Linked DNA regions of Homo sapiens: region 2 is linked to region 1. A link is a loop called in an ENCODE intact Hi-C map of the cell type or tissue named here. Cell type or tissue: A673. All regions are shown on one strand. Each heading gives the region's core, and the rest is flanking DNA. Links, peaks and the distances in the headings are about the cores only. Region 1 has its middle 84 kb from the start of GCNT1. Region 2 overlaps GCNT1 (glucosaminyl (N-acetyl) transferase 1).

Region 1 (8,339 bases), core at 9-8,008:
CTTAGTATCCTTGAATCTAGAACATTTCCCCAGTCTTTGTATTTGTGTGTGTGTGTTCACATGTATGTGTATGTGTGTTTGTGCATGTGTGTGTGTGTGTCTTTCTTGACATTGCCACTTCTGAAGAGCCTAGGCGGGTTATTTTGCAGAATATTCCTTATTTGTTTTTGTCTGATTGTTTTGTGTTTGGATCCAAGTTAAGTATTATTGGTAAAAAGGCTATTATCTTGACATTCAATGGTGTACAGCAATTCAATTCTGGTACTAACCACCTGGAGTTAGCGTAGATCCCACAAGCAAAGGACATAGTTCCCAAGAAGACTGCCTTCAATTGTCCACCAGAATGAACTCAGTCTCCAGCCCCCTCCCCCTTCCCAGAGGATGTGCTGGCTGAAAGTCCCAATCCTCTAATCATGTGGTTGGTCTTACAGATAACTAGTCCCCATCCTGAAGCCATCTGGGGACCCACACTGAGTTACTTCTTTTGCATAAACTCAGAGGTGATACATTTAATAAATGTATAACCAAGGGTTATAAAAGCTCCATAGCAAAAATCATGGATAAACACCAGACAAATTCTTTATTATACAGCAGCTATGATGGCCATTTTGTGTCCTTAGTTTATTACATCAGGAAGTCCACGATGTGTTTGTTCCATCATTGCTGAGGTCAAAGTTGGTGAGGTTTGTCATATTTCTTCATTGCAAAGATATTTTGTGTGATATTTTGAATATCTGATTTCCCAAAATCAAAATCTTTTCACTCAAATATATACACATATATACGTATATATACGTATATATATGCATTTTTTTTTTTTTCTGAGACAGGATCTTGCTCTCTCACCCAGGCTGGAGTGCTGTGGTACCATCATAGCTGACTGCATCCTTGAACTCCTAGGCTCAAGAGATTCTCTTGCCTGTGCCTCCCAAGTTAGCTAGGACTACAGGCACACACTCACCATGCCTGGCTAATCATTTTCATTTTTTGTAGAGACAGGAGTCTAGCTATGTTGCCCAGACTTGTTTCAAACTCCTGACCTCAAGAGATCATCCTGCCCCAGCCTCAAAAGGGCTGGGATTCCCAGCATGGGCCACCGCACCCAGCCTCACTCAAAGATTTTAAGATTTTTGAGAAGGCTGGGCGTGGTGGCTCACGCCTGTAATTCCAGCATTTTGGGAGGCTGAGGCAGGCGGATCACCTGAGGTTGGGAGTTCAAGACCAGCCTAACCAACATGGAGAAACCTCGTCTCTACTAAAAATACAAAATTAGCCAGGCATGGTGGCCCATGCCTGTAATCCCAGCTACTTGGGAGGCTGAGGCAGGAGAATCGCTTGAACCCGGGAGGCGGAGGTTGCTGTGAGCCGAGATGGAGCCATTATACTCCAGCCTGGGCAACAAGCGCAAAACTCTGTCTCAAAAAAAAAAAAAAAAAAAGATTTTTGAGAAATCCTGTCCTAACCCCCATCTCAAAGCATCAATGAATATTAATATTCATTGATAATTCTTGGCTGAATCAACTGTTGCAAACTGGTGATTTTCTAATTCAATCATTTATTCTCCATTTATTAGCTGGTATTTTTATGCAAAGAAGAAGTTTCTTTTTGCCCTGTTCCATTCCATTTAAAATTTTCAAGATATTGTAATGAACACATGGGTTCTGTTACTCTTACTATTTTTGTGCTCAGTTATTCCAGATTTGGCCAGTGAGAGCTCCTTCAGGGTGGCTCCTGTGTCCCACTTTGATCAGTTACTTACTGTTTGGCACCACATGATGCTGATTAGGTTATTATGATTTGGGACCACCTGACACAGGCTAAAAAATAAAGCAATCATTAGTCATTATATAGTCAGTAAGACAGGCTTCCTCTCTCCCCAAGATTTTTTTAATCACTGACCCCATTCTCTGGGGAAGAGGTCCCACATGAAGTGGCTTTTCTGGCTGTAGTGAAGGATGGGTGGGAATTAGACCAATAGATCACAAATAGAAGACTACAGATCGCTAGACTGGCTTGTCCAGAAAGAACTGTCAAGTCCAGTGATGACTCTAAGAATTTGGACTTAAGAATTTGGCTTCATGGACTGCACAGTAAAAACTATATATTTGTCTCAATAATAGCAGTTTGCTTTCCATTAATACAGCTTTTAAATGCATACTTCTTATTGCAGGCTTTCTAATTATAATATATATCAGATTTATACTCAGTATTGCAGGGAACTGTTGCAGGGATAAAGAGGAGAGAAGAAATTTTAGCTAAAAATGATTGCTAAAATATAGCAATCAGCTTATACAGTATTAAAATATAATACTGTATAAGCTGGATCTAAACACAAGTTGTAAATTATTCAAAACCTTCAAAAGACCCCTCCACTTCCCGGAGTATAGCAAATATATTTGCTAATGCTTTACTGCATTGTAGGATGCTGAGCAGCATCCCTGTCCCACACCCATTAGATACTAGTAGAACCCCCTTTCAGCTGTGACAACCAAAAGTATCTCCAGACTTTGCCAAGTGTGTCCTGAGAAGCAAAAGTACCTTTAGTTGAGAACCACAGGGTTAAGAGTAAAGAAGCTCTATTGCAGGCATCACTGGTAATAAAAAGAATACATTTACTTATTGATTGATTGATTGATTTTATTGAGAATTTTTTTGAAATGGAGTCTTGCTCTGTTGCCCAGGCTGGAGTGCAGTGGTACAATCTTGGCTCACTGCAACCTCTGTCTCCCCAATTCAAGCAATTCTTCTGCCTCAGCCTCTCGAGTAGCTGGGACTACAGGCATGCACCACCACGCCTAGCTAATTTTTGTATTTTGGGTAGAGACGAGGTTGGCCAGGCTGGTCTTGAACTCCTGACCTCAGGTTATCCACCTGCCTCAGCCTCCCAAAGTGCTGGGATTACAGGCATGAGCTATTGCACCCGGCGCAAAAAGAATAATTTTAAAATCAACACATTTTTGTCAAAACTGCAGTTTAAAAATATTCCCTAAATGAAAAGAGCTGCATCAAGGTGGCTGCCTTAAATTGTCTTTGCTTCAGACTGGTCCCTCACATCATGCATCACTCGCACCAAAATAGCCTTTCATCTTTTTGCCTCACTCCCCTATCCCCTGTCTTGCTGGCTTCTGCCTTGGATCTTGGCCTAAATGTCACTTTCAGGGGAATTCTTGGCACATCTGAGCTGGTTTTCATACACCTGATATATGTATCCAACACATCCTGTCCTTCTTTTGTTTATAATGCTTGTCACATTTGGAATTACCTGGTCAATGTCTATCTATCCTACTTGACTGTATGCTCAGTAAGAACTGGGGCACTGCTAGATTTATTACTACATCTCATAGGTTATATAGGAGTTAGGAAGAAATTATTTAGGCAGAGAGTGAGAGTAAGGAAGCCCTCCGTAAGGTTTTCCTTTTAATGAAAAGCAGCCCCCAAATCATTTTCTTTTCTAACAAAGAGCAGCCTATAAAATCGAGCTGCAGACACAGAAAGGCAGGCTAGAAGCTTGCACGGGTGAATGCTGGCAGTTGTGCCAATAGGAAAAGTCCACCTGGGACTAGGCATGTTCAAAATGGCAGTTCCAACTTCCCTCTTCCTTTCCAACCATGTGTGCAGTAGGGAGCAGACAACATGGCCTGGCCAAGTGGAAAGCTCATTTGCATAATAAGACTAGGGTTGGGTGTCCAGCTTCCCAGCGTGCTTTGTAAAGGAAGAACCTGCTCTAACCAATCTTTGGGCCCTATGTAAATCAGACTCCGCCTCCTCACGCCTGTCTATAAAATCCAGTGCATTCTGCTTTAGGCTGGAAGTTCCACGTGGGGGCTCTTCTTTCTCACAGGAGAGAGCTATTCTCCTTTCTTTTTCTTTTGCCTATTAAACCTCTGCTCTTAATCTCGCTCCACATGTGTCCATGTCCTTGATTTCCTTGGTATGAGACAATGAACCTCCAGTACTACCCCAAACAAATGATGCTGCTTCATAGGGTCTGACATTGAGTATATGCCAAATAAATATTTGAAATTAATTCTCTTTGATTTCAAAATTATTCAAATTTAAGGTCATGTATGCCATTATTCTTTTTAATTATAATTAATGCACTTTGACTCTTGTGAAAAAAGATGAGAAGACACATAAAGTACTCGTGAAGAAAATCAATTAACTGGGCAGGCGCGGTGGCTCACGCCTGTAATCCCAGCACTTTAGGAAGCCGAAGCAGGTGGATCACGAGGTCAGGAGTTCAAGACCAGCCTGGCCAGCATGGTGAAATCCCGTCTCTACTAAAAATACAAAAAATTTAGCTGGGCATGGTGGTGCGCACCTGTAATCCCAGCTACTTGGGAAGCTGAGGCAGGAGAACTGCTTGGGAGGCCAAAGCGGGCAGATCACGAGGTCAGGAGTTCGAGACCAGCCTGGCCAGCATGGTGAAATCCCGTCTCTACTAAAAATACAAAAAATTTAACTGGGCATGGTGGTGCGCACCTGTAATCCCAGCTACTTGGGAGGCTGAAGCAGGAGAACTGCTTGAAACCGGGAGGCAGAGGTTGCAGTGAGCCAAGATTGTGCCATTGCACTCCAGCCTGGGGAACAGAGCAAGACTCCATCTCAAAAGAAAAAAGAAAGAAAATAGATTAATTTGTGGGTCACGTTTGGCCACCTTCTTCCAGTTTGTGGAGGAAGCTACACAGGAGGCTGAGGTGGAAGGATCACTTGAGCCCAGGAATTTTAGTCCAGCCTGGGCAACGTAGCAAGATCCTGCCTCAAAAGAAAAAACAAAAAGAAGAAGAAGAAGAAAGAAAGAAATGGTACTGTATAAGCTGGATCTAAACACAAGTTGTAAATTATTCAAAACCTTCAACAGACCCCTAAACCCTATTTTTTTAATGATGGGGATAAAGCAATTTTTGAAACAAAGTCATTGAGAACTTCTGGAACAGGATACTTTGGACTGCAAATAACAGCCCAATTCAAGATGACCTAAACAGAAAGAAAATGATCATTATTTCACATAATAAGTTCAAAGATGAGTGGGCTCAGGATTGGATAACAAGTGGCTCAGTAACATCTTTGAATACCTGGGTTCTTTCATCTTTTCTGCCTGGCCACCTGCCTGTATTAGCTTTGTTCTCAATCTGGCTGCCTCACAGTGACAAAATGGCTGCCCTTATTCTAGACATTGCATCCAGCACATCATCAAGCAGAAAAAGGCACTGTCTCTTCCTTTGTGTTTCATTTTAAATTTAAAAAAATTTACTTTTAAATTTACATTTAGTAAAGTTCACTTTATATTGTAGAGGCCTTTGAGTTTTGACAAATATGTAGTAATCTCCACTGTTCAAGATAAAAAGCAGTTTTATTATCCTCAAAAATTTTGGGGCTGTCCTTTTGTAGTTAACCGTCCCTCCAGCCCTTACCCTGGCAACTACTGACTACTTTTTTGACCCCATAGCTTTGCCTTTTCCACAATGAATTCTTACAGCATATAACCTTTGGGGTCTGGCTTATTTCATTCAGCACAATGCATTTGAATTTAAACAACATTTTTGCTTATGTTTATTAATAGTTTTTTCTTTTTATTGGTGTGCAATATTCCATCATATGTAAATGGGAAGGGTATTAGTCTGTTTTCAAGCTGCTGATAAAGACATACCCAAGACTGGGTAATTTATAAAGAAAAAGATTAATGGACTCAGTTCCAAGTGGCTGGGGAGGCCTCACCGTCATGGCAGAAGGCAAAAGGCAAGTCTTACATGGCAGCAGACAAGAGAGAATGAGAACCAAGCGAAAGGAGTTTCCCCTTATAAAACCATCAGATCTTATTCACAACAGGGAAACCACCCCCATGATTCAGTTATCTCCCACTGGGTCCCTCCAACAACACGTGGGAATTATGGGAGCTACAATTCAAGATGGGATTTGGGTGGGGACACAGGCAAACCATATCAGTGAGGAAACCTAGTTTTCTCCCCACCCTTCATTGTTCTTAGTTGAAAGCTACCCCTGTAACAAAAAGTAGATTAACAAGAGAAAAAAGAAATAGAAGTTTATCCACATGCATACCTTGTATATATACATGGTTTCCCCATCTACCAAGGGAAAAATGGGTAAATCTCAAAGAGATGGCTTTGGGTTCAGGCTGACATACCATCATCCCCTAAAGGAAAGACAGAAGAGTGTGGAAGGAAGGCCAGTTGTGGGGAGGTGATCAGGAAAAGTGTAAACAAGAGCAAGGTGTTTTGCAGATGTAAGTCTAAGTGCCTTCTCCATTGATTAGAGCCTCCAGTGATTTTTAGTCATCCTTCTCTTCCTGTTGCAGAGAATAGAGTAAGACACCCTTGCAAATGAAAATTTCCTTTATAGATGTAAATTTCCCTTACAAAAAGCTAACTTCTGCTTTAGAGCTTCTCTTGTGACTGCAGTCTCTCAAAATAATCATTAAAATCATCCTCATGCCTGTTAAATCAAGTTTAGCCTAAAGCTGCCTCCTGACATTTTATGTTTGGCCTAAAGGTTTCTCTGTACAGAGTGAACTTTAACATAACTGGATGTGTAAATAGACTGTAACCTACTCTCGTGCCAATCACAAAGTTTTGGCCAATCAAAGGTGGCCAACTGTTCAAATAAAGCAAAGGCTAAGCTGTAACTAATCCAGCTGTTTCTGTACCTCACTACCATTTTCTGTGCATCATTTTCCTTTTTCTGTCCATAAATCTTCTTTGACCACAAGGCAGCTCCGAGTCTCTCTGCACTATTCTAGCTTGGGGGCTGCCCAATTTGTGAATTGTTGCTTGATCAATTAAACTCTGTTAAATTTAATTTGTCTAAGGTTTTTCTTTTAACATGCCAAAAAGACATATTTTGGGGTTGCATATTCTAGTCTCCTACAGTCATATTTTGGTGGCATATATTTGGTCTCACACATGGATAGATTAATTTCTTTTTCTATTTCCTAGTTCAATGATAGTTGGATCATTTCCAGTTTGGGGCAGTTATGAATAAAACTGCTATAAGTATTTGCTTATAGTATTTTTTTGTGTGTGATGGAGTTTTGCTTATGTTGCCCGGGGTGGAGTGCAATGGCATGATCTTGGCTCACTGCAACCTCTGCCTCCCGGTTCAAGTGATTCTCCTGCCTCAGCCTCCTGAGTAGCTGGGATTACAGGTATGAGCCACCATGCCTAACTAATTTTGTATTTTTAGTAAAGATAGGGTTTCTCCATGTTTGTCAGGCTGGTCTCGAACTCCTGACCTCAGATAATCCGCCCACCTTGGCCTCCCAAAGTGCTGTGATTACAGGCGTGAGCCACCGTGCTCGGCAGTGAACATAAATTTATGGGTTTGTGTCAACATAAATTTATGGGGAGTTTTTGGGTAAATACGTAGAAGTATGGTACATACTCTTACCATATGACATGGTACCAAGTCATATGGTAAGAGTATGTTTAGCTTTATCAGAAACTGCAAAAAGTGGTTGCACCATTTTGCATTCCTACTGTTACTGGCAGCAAATCCTTAGGGATCGGCAGCAACCTCAATTCTTGCCCCCTCAGAAGAAAGAATTCAACCCAAAAGGCATAAGGAATGAGAGAAGACCAAGACAAGTTTTAGGGCAGGAGTGAAAGTTTGTTAAAAAGCTTTACAAGAGAAATTAAAGGAAGTAAAGTACACCTGAAAGAGGGCCAACCCGGCAACTTGAGAGATCAAGGGCACTGTTTGACCTTTGACTTGGGTTTTTTTTTGTTTTTTTTTGAGACGGAGTCTCACTCTGCTGCTTAGGCTGGAGTGCAGTGGTGCCATCTCGGCTCACTGCAACCTCCACCTCCTGGGTTCAAGTGATTCTCCTGCCTCAGTCTCCCGAGCAGCTGGGGTTACAGGCACCCGCCACCATGCCCGGCTTATTTTTGTATTTTTTTTAGTAGACATAGGGTTTTACCATGTTGGTCAGGCTGGTCTCGAACTCCTGACCTGAGGAGATCCGCCTGCCTTGGCCTCCCAAAGTGCAGGGATTACAGGCGTGAGCCACCGCACCCAGCCTGACTTGGGGTTTTATATGTTGGCATGATTCTTTCTTGGGGTGGGCTGTCTGCATGCACGGTGGCCTGCTACAACATGTGCAGTGTATTTACTGGAGTTGTATGCATGCTTACTTGAGGTAGTCTTCCCTTACCCGTTGAATGCTTCTAGAAGGTCTTATACCAGTTAAACCACCATTTTGCCGCTTAGTGCTCATGTTTGAGCCCACTCGCCCAACTCCTGAGATCTTATCGGGAAGCTGCTGATCACGCAAGTTTTTTTCTGTCTACTGGGAGACTACCTTTCCCTGGCGCTAGCTGGCATCA
Region 2 (8,339 bases), core at 289-8,288, 57 kb before region 1:
TAGAACATTGATTTGTATCAGTTATATATAAAAGCTGATTAGCCATCTTTATAGGTCTTAATTTTATCACTACCTGTAAGGCTTTTTAAAAATGTAGTTCTTATTTTAATTAGAGTTATAAATGCACGTGATTTAAAAAAGAAGATATTTCCACAAGCGTGTCAAGAACTACGAAGGGTCTGAGATTTTACCCTACTTGAAAGTTAACAAGCCTGTTAACAATTTTCATGGATCCTGGCAAAAGACACAGACTCCTGGGCCAGAGATGAAGTGCCATTTATGACCTATATTAAGCAGTAGCAGAGGATCAGCATTTTTCTTTTAGGTTGCTAGAGCCTTAATTCCCACAGGGCAGTATGAAGAGGGCCAAGTGATAACTACAAACAGTGGGTTGCATTATGGGAAAGAAACCCTGAGCTTAGAGAAGCCAAATCTTTTATAGTGGGCAGTAAGCATGCTGTGCTTTGCCCCAGGTAACATTGTCTTTATTATATTGTCAGTAAGAAGGTTTGCCCTTTGCTAGGGAGGGAAACACCATCTCTGTCTTTCTAGGCTGTTTGCTATAAAAATAGCCTTGAAAAAATTATCTGGAACAAAAAGACAGTGCCTCACTTGCAAGATGTACAGAAATGCAAGCCACCCATGGCGAATTGCCTCCCAACAAAGAGTTGTACTTACGAAAAACAGCATGCTTCTCCCAATGGCCCCCCAAATCTCCTACTCCCTAAAACTCCATTGTCCATTAGAAATATAATGTGAGAAATAAAATTTTCTAGTAGCAGCATTAAAAAAAAAAGAATCAGGGCTGGGCGTGGTGGCTCCATGCCTGTGATCCCAGCACTTTGGGAGGCTGAGGCGGGCGGATCACGAGGTCAGGAGATCGAGACCATCCTGGCTAACACGGTGAAACCCTGTCTCTACTAAAAATACAAAAAAAAATTAGCCGGGCGTGGTGGCAGGCGCCTGTAGTCCCAGCTACTCAGGAGGCTGAGGCAGGAGAATGGCGTGAACCCAGGAGGCAGAGCTTGCAGTGAGCCAAGATTGCACCACTGCACTTCAGCCTGGGCAACAGAGGGAGACTCCATCTCAAAAAAAAAAGAACTGGTAAAATCTTTTTTTATCCTTTTGAGACAGGGTCTTGCTCTCTTACCCAGGCTGGAGTGCAGTGGTGTGATCATGGCTCATTGCAGCCTCAATCTCCTGGGTTCAGGTGATCCTCCCACCTCAGCCTCCTGGGTAGCTGAGACTACAGGCATGCGCCACCACACCGGGCTAATTTTTTTTTTTTTTTTTTTGGTAGAGATGGGAGTCTCACTGTGTTGCCCAGGCTGGTCTCAAACTCCTGGACTCAAGTGATCCTCCTGCCTCAGCTTCCCAAGGTGCTGGGATTATAGGTGTGAGCCACTGCATCTGGCCAAATTAACAGTATATTATCTTTAATCTAGTATATCAAAATTTTATAATGTTAATATGTAAACAGTATAAAAAAGTGAAATATTGAAATGATACATGTGTCTAATATTTGTATTACAATGTAATAATAGTATCTTACATGATGTCATTAAAGTGAAATATAGTCCTACCGAAACAGTAATGTGTTTAAGGGAAAGACATTTAATACTGCTTCAAGTTTTAAAATGTAAATAATTAAAATTTTAAAAAAGTATTTGTTGAGACTAGCCTCATTTCAAGTGCTCAGTAGTTGCATGTGACTACTAGCTAACATTCTCTACTGCATAGCCCTGAAGTTAACCATTTTCAACTTTTTACAGATTTCTTTAGGTGTGTATTTTCATATCTCTAAATAATAATGCTTATATGGTTTCTAAATTATTCAGCTTTAAGTTCTTTCTACTATTAAGGAGGGGTTTTTTTTTTATTGTTTTTTGTTTTAATAGAGACAGGGTCTTTCTCTATCACCCAGTCTAGAGTGCAGTGGTGCAATCATAGCTCACCGCAGCCTCGAACTCCTGGGCTCAAGTGATCCTCCCATCTCAGCCTTCTGAGTAGCTGGGTCTACAGGCGTGCACCACCACACCCAGCTAATTTTTAAATTTTTCTTGTTTTTGTAGAGATGGTATCTCACCATTTTACTTAGGCTAGTCTCAAACTCTTGGGCTCAAGTGATCTTCCAACCTCAGCCTCCCAAAGTGCTACGATAACAGGCACAAGCCACCACACCTGACCATTAAGGAGGGTTTAATTCTCTTTCAACCAAAACCCTCCACCACACTTGCACTCATTTCCTGGCTGTCTCTCATCCCCAAAGTCAATGATTCTGAAAAACTTTTTGTCGTGTGTGTGTATTTTTAAATATGAGATGGGGTCTTGCTATGTTGATTCAGGTTGTTCCAGGCTGATCTGGAACTCTTGGGCTCAAGTGTTCTTCCCGCCTCAACCTTCCAAGTAGCTGGGATCGTAAGTGTGTGCCACCATGCCTGGCCTGAAAACTTTTTTATTTCAGCACTGTTTATACTTTAAAAAAATCACTGAGGATCACAAAGAGCTTTTGTTTATGTGGGTTATATCTATTGGTATATATTCTATCAGAAAGTAAAACTGAGGCTGGACATGGTGGCTCACGCCTGTAATCCTAGCACTTTGGGAGGCCAAGGCAGGAGGCTTGCTTGAGGCCAGGAATTCAAGATCAAGTTTAAGTCCAGCTTGGGCATCATAGTGAGACCCTATCTCTACAAAAATAAGCAGCCAGGTGCACCTGTGGTTGCAGCTACTTGAGAGGCTAAGGTGGAAGGATCCCCAGGAGTTTGAGCCTGCAGTGAGCCAAGATAATGACATTGTACTACAGACTGGGTGATGGATTGAGACCCTGTCTTAAAAAAAAAAAAAAGAGAGAGAAAGCAAAAAACTTAAGTATTACTTCTGTGAAAATAACAATGATAAGCCCTTTATTTTAACATAAGTAATTTCTTGTGAAAATCTTTTCAGAAAAATTGGAAGAATAACAGTGTTTTTGTATTTTTGCAAATCTCTTTTACTGTTTGACTTAATAGAAAATACCTGAATTCTGATACTTCTGCACTTATTCTGTTGAAAACAAACACATCATGTAGACCCTGGAAAACTGCGCCGTATATAACACAGAGGGAGTGAAAAGGGTGCAGAATGGCCTAGTATTATTATGAAAATAGTTTTGAGACCCTCTGTATATTGTCATGCTTTTTGTTTGACCACAACTCAATGTTTATATTACTATAGCCATGTATAAACTGAGCATAGCATACCATGATTGCTTTTTTTTTTTTTTTTTTCTGAGATGGAATCTCACTCTGTTACCCAGGCTGGAGTGCAGTGGCACCATTTTGGGTCACTGCAACCTCCGCCTCCCAGATTCAAGTGATTCTCCTGCCTCAGCCTCCAGAGTAGCTGGGACTACAGACTCGTGCCACCACACCCAGCTAATTTTTGTATTTTTAGTAAACACGGGGTTTCACCATGTTGGCCAGGCTTGTCTCAAACTCCAGACCTCATGATCCGCCCACCTTGGCCTCCCAAAGTGCTGGGATTACTGGCGTGAGCCGCCGCGCCCGACCATGATTTCTTTTATTGTACATACTTGTTGGCATATTTTACTCACTTGTACTCAATGGCATTTTTTCATATTGTTTGTTTATTATATGTACTTTTATGTTTTTTGGAGATGGAGTCTCACTCCGTCACCCAGGCTGGAGTGCAGTGGTGCTATCTCGGCTCACTTCAACCTCCACCTCCCAGGTTCAAGTGATTATCCTGCCTTAGCCTCCCAAGCACCTGGGATTATGGGCGCATGCCACCACACCCGGCTAATTTTTTGTGTTTTTAGTAGAGACAGGGTTTTGCCGAGTTGGCCAGCCTGGTCTTGAACTCCTGACCTCAAGTGATCAGCTTGCCTCGGCCTCCCAAAGTGCTGGGAGGCCTGCATTTTACTTATTTAATTCTGGCCTGCACCTGGCCTGCATTTTACTTATTTAATTCTGAACTCTACCTTAGTTATCAAAATCTCTTCTAAATCCATTAATTTACAGCAGGGGTTCTCTGTTTCTCTCAAATATTTTCTGGAGCTGTTTACTTGCTTTAATTAAGGACTGGTTTCTTCCTAGTACTCCCACACAACCATCATCTTGGGATCTGTCTTTGTAATCCTAGGATTTCTGTTGCCTCTCATTTATATTGGGTCCCTTGATTACTGGATCCTGTCTCTTCCTTTTTTTTTTTTGAGACAAGGTCTCACTCTGCTGTCACCCAGGCTGAAGTGCAGTGGCTCAGTCTCACTCATTGCAACCTCCGCCTCCCAGGTTCAAGTGATTCTCCTGCCTCAGCCTCCCAAGTAGCTGGGATTACAGGTGTGCGCCACCACATCTGGTTAATTTTTGTATTTTCAGTAGAGATGAGGTTTCGCCATATCGGCCAGGCTGGCCTGAACTCCAGACCTCAAGTGATCTGCCTGCCTCGGCCTCCCAAAGTGCTGGGATTATAGGCGTGAGCCACTGTGCCTGGCCAGATCCTGTCTTTTTCTTAATGGGCAGTAGAGCGCAAACTTGGGGGCCAGATTATGTGAGTTTGAAGCCTAGCTCTTCTGCTTACTAGCCATATGACGTTCGAAGAGCTATTTAACCTCTTTATGCCTCAGTTTCCTTATCTGGAAAATAATACTTTCTATGTAGCATTCTCCTGAAGATTCTATGTGTTAATACGGGTAAGCCATTTAGAAGAGTTCCAGAGCATATTAAGCACTCCAGGTTAGTGATGTTGTTAATGCTCTTACAGTTGCTGGTGAATTTCATCTTTTAGTGGCATACTTCTCATAGTAACCTGCTGAGAAAGGTGCATGTGACTTTGCTGTATAAAAATGCCTTTCTGTTACATCACATTTGACCAATAGCTTGGCTGGTTATTTAGAATTCCAAGTTGAAAACAGTTTTCCTTCAGAATTTGGAAAGCATTGCTCTATTTTAGTCTACCTTTCAGCAGAAGGTGGGCTGTAAATTGCACGGTCTCAGCTTTCCCCATAGCCTGCTTTAGGATTCAGCTTCCTGAGATCTCCAAGTCAGTTATCATTCACTACCTCTAATTTTCAAATTTTTGATGCTACTACTTCAGTTATATTCTTTGTGTTTGAGGGACTTAGCCTTTTTTGAAAAATTGCTTATTATCATTTTATCTTAAACAGAGTATGCTTTTAGATATCTTCAGTTCCTGCAAGTTTGTGGGGAACTAGAAACAGAACTCTTTTCTGGCAGTCAAAAGAGAAGAAAGAATAGGGCTGGGTGCAGTGGCTCATGCCTACAATCCTAGCACTTCGGGAGGCAGAGGTGGGTGGATCACTTGAGGTCAGGAGTTCGAGACCAGCCTGGCCACAATGGTGAGACCCTCATCTCTACTTAAAACAAACAAACAAACAAACAAACAAAACTAGATCTAAATTTTTAGCAGAAGAGCTTGGCCGGTTCCTCATGGCCAGCCACAGTTAGGGTCTCAGCAGTTTGTTCAGTGTGAGACCACAGAGGAGCTAAGCAGCTCACTGCAGGGAGTCACAGACAGGTATCAGAGACTACCCTCCAAGCAGGGCAAGGTTGTGGTGGGGACAGAGACCAAATACCCTAAGATGAGATGAGGCTATGAAAGTGCAATTGGCCAGAAAGAACTCCACCCTGAATGGCAAGGCCTTCGCCTTGTGATCTTACCTGTTTCCTGCTCCTTCCCTTGACCTACCTTGGGTGGCGTTTGGGCTCCCTCACTTGGGTCACAGTCCTCCGAGATACTGGCATGGCTTTGACATCAAACACAGTAGTTGGTATTTTGCTCCAGTCACAGCAGCCTCTGGGACACTGAACAGTAGTCCTTGGAGAGTCAGTGAAATTGATAAGTATTCACTGGGACTAGAAGCCAACTGAACTTAGACCATGCTTCCTGCTGCCGAAGGGCAATAGGTTGGTGACCCAGGTTTATCCATCAGCGGTTTGTTTATGCATAGATGTGTGCATATGCTTACGTGCATATGTAGGCATGAGCCACCGCGCCCAGCCAGTTTTGTCTTCTTGAAGATGTCTCTCCCAGGGCCTTCTGACAGGTTCCAGTCTGCTGTGGTTGTCTGTTGGCTTGTTATATGGCCTAGATGTTCCTTGACCTGGGGATTCTCTTTTTTTTCTTCTTCGGTTAGATCTCCTTTCTGATTCTTACATCCTCCCCTTTCTTGGTTAATAATGCATACATATATTTGAGACAGGGTCTCACTCCTGTTGCCTAGGCTGGAGTGCAGTGGTGCGATCATGGCTTACTGCAGCCTTGACCTCCTGGGCTCAGGTGATCCTCCCACCTCAGTCCCCTGAGTAGCTGGGACTACAGGTGCACACCACCACACGCAGATAATTTCATATTTTTTGTAGAGACAGAGTCTCTCCGTGTTGCCCAGGCTGGTCTTGAACTCCTAGGCTCAGGCGATCCACTCGCCTCCACCTCCCAAAGTGCTAGGATCAGAGGCATGAGCCATGGCACCTGTCTAATAATTATTGAATATAACTCATTCTCCAGTAGCTGGACAGTAGCTGGAATACATTTTGCTTCTGAATCCATTTGATGTGGCTTAGTTTCCCCCCTCCCCTGAAAGTATATGCAGTATTCTTCCTCCCATTGTTCTGACATTTCATGATTAATGAATACATCTTGGTGTGGGTCTATTGTCATCCACTGTGCTGATACCCTAGAAGATTTTGCAATCTAGAAACCATTCTTTCATTTTGGGAAATACTCTTGAATTATTTAGTTGACGACTTCTTTCCTTTTTTCTTTTTCTTCTGTTTTCTTTTTCTGGAGCTCTTGTTATTCGTATGGTAGGTCTCCTGATCTAGTTCTCTAAATTACTGTATGTTTTGTTTTATTTTCTCATCCCTCAGTTTGTCTATTTGCTTAACTCGCTGTGAGTGTTTCTCACTTTATCTTCCAACCCTTTTATTGAGTTTCTCTATTTTTGGAGCTGGAGTCTTGCTCTGTTGCTCAGGGTGGAGTGCAATGGCACAGTCTCCGCTCACTACAACCTCTTCCTCCTGGGTTCAAGCGATTGTTCTGTCTCAGCCTCCCAAGTAGCTGGGATTACAGGCACACACCACCATGCCCCGCTAATTTTTGTACTTTTAGTAGAAACAGGGTTTCATCATGTTGGCCAGGCTGGTCCCAAACTCATGCCTTAGGTGATCTGTCTGCCTCGTCCTCCCAAAGTTCTGGGATTACAGGCCTGAGCCACTGTGCCCAGCCTAAGCCAGCGCACCTGGCCGAGTTTTTCATTTTTGCTATCATGTTAATAATTTTCAAGGGCTCTTTTTATTTGCTAGTTCTATTTATGTGGTTTCCTGTTTGTTCTAGTCATCTATTGCTATGAGGCAAACCACTTCAAATGTAGTAGGATACAACAATATCATTTTATTTTTTTGCTCACACATTCTGTTGGTCAAGAATTCGGTGAAGACTGGAGTTACTAGGGGCTGTAGTCATCTGATGGCTTCTTCACTCACATGTCAGACATCTGGCTGGGATTACTTGAAAACAGGGTTCAGCTGGAACAGTTGACTAAGGTACCTATATCTGGTCTCTCCATGTGGCTTCTTACAGCATGGAAGCTGGTTCTAAAAGGGAGCCTCTATCTAGAGAGCACATTTTTCAAGACAACTGGGCGGAAGCTGCATGGTTTTACATGACCTTGCCTTGATGGTGACATAGTATTTCTTTTGCCAAACTTTATTGGTCAAACCATAATCATAATGTGTCTGGAGTTGGTTCCTTCTGGAGGGTTCTTGGTCTCACTGACTTTAAAAATGAAGCCGCAGACCTTTGCAGTGAGTGTTACAGCTCTTAAAGGTGGTGTGGACCCAAAGAGTGAGCAGCAGCAAGATTTATTGTGAAGAGCAAAAGAACAAAGCTTCCACAGGCGTGGAAAGAGACCCCAGCGGGTTGCCACTGCTGGCTCAGGTGTCCAGCTTTTTATTCCTTTATTTGGACCCGCCCATGTCCTGCTGATTGGTCCGTTTTACAGAATGCTGATTGGTCCATTTTACACAGTGCTGATTGGTCTATTTTTACAGAATGCTGATTGGTGCATTTACAATCCTCTAGCTAGACACAGAGCACTGATGGGTGTTTTTACAATCCTCTAGCTAGACAGAAAAGTTCTCCAAGTCCCCACTTGACCCAGGAAGTCCAGCTGGCTTCACCTCTCAATCCCCCCTCTAAACAGGACACCCCAACTGCTGTTGGGAATTGGGTGATGACCGCTCTAGCTAATTCCTGCTGGATAAGAGCTAAGAAGAGGCCCTGCAGTTGTAGTGTCCTCCAGAGGGGAACTCTTTAGG

What was found. Peaks named below come from ENCODE experiments on the same cell type or tissue, not always from the same donor. Only the 100,000 strongest peaks of a DNase experiment are listed, where the experiment ranks them.
Region 2: a loop joins it to region 1, with 2.6 times the contacts of the local background. A loop is called at or near these places in 3 of 110 quality-filtered maps.

The regions. Positions count from the first base shown.
Region 1 is chr9:76,538,802-76,547,140 of GRCh38, forward strand. No RefSeq gene overlaps it. Among named protein-coding and RNA genes, the nearest start is that of GCNT1, 84 kb to the left of the region's middle. In A673, for the core only: no CTCF peak of the experiment used is centred there; a DNase peak (open chromatin) is centred at 3,750.
Region 2 is chr9:76,481,536-76,489,874 of GRCh38, forward strand. The region is part of intron 2 of GCNT1 (glucosaminyl (N-acetyl) transferase 1); the gene reads left to right. Among named protein-coding and RNA genes, the nearest start is that of GCNT1, 27 kb to the left of the region's middle. In A673, for the core only: no CTCF peak of the experiment used is centred there; no DNase peak of the experiment used is centred there.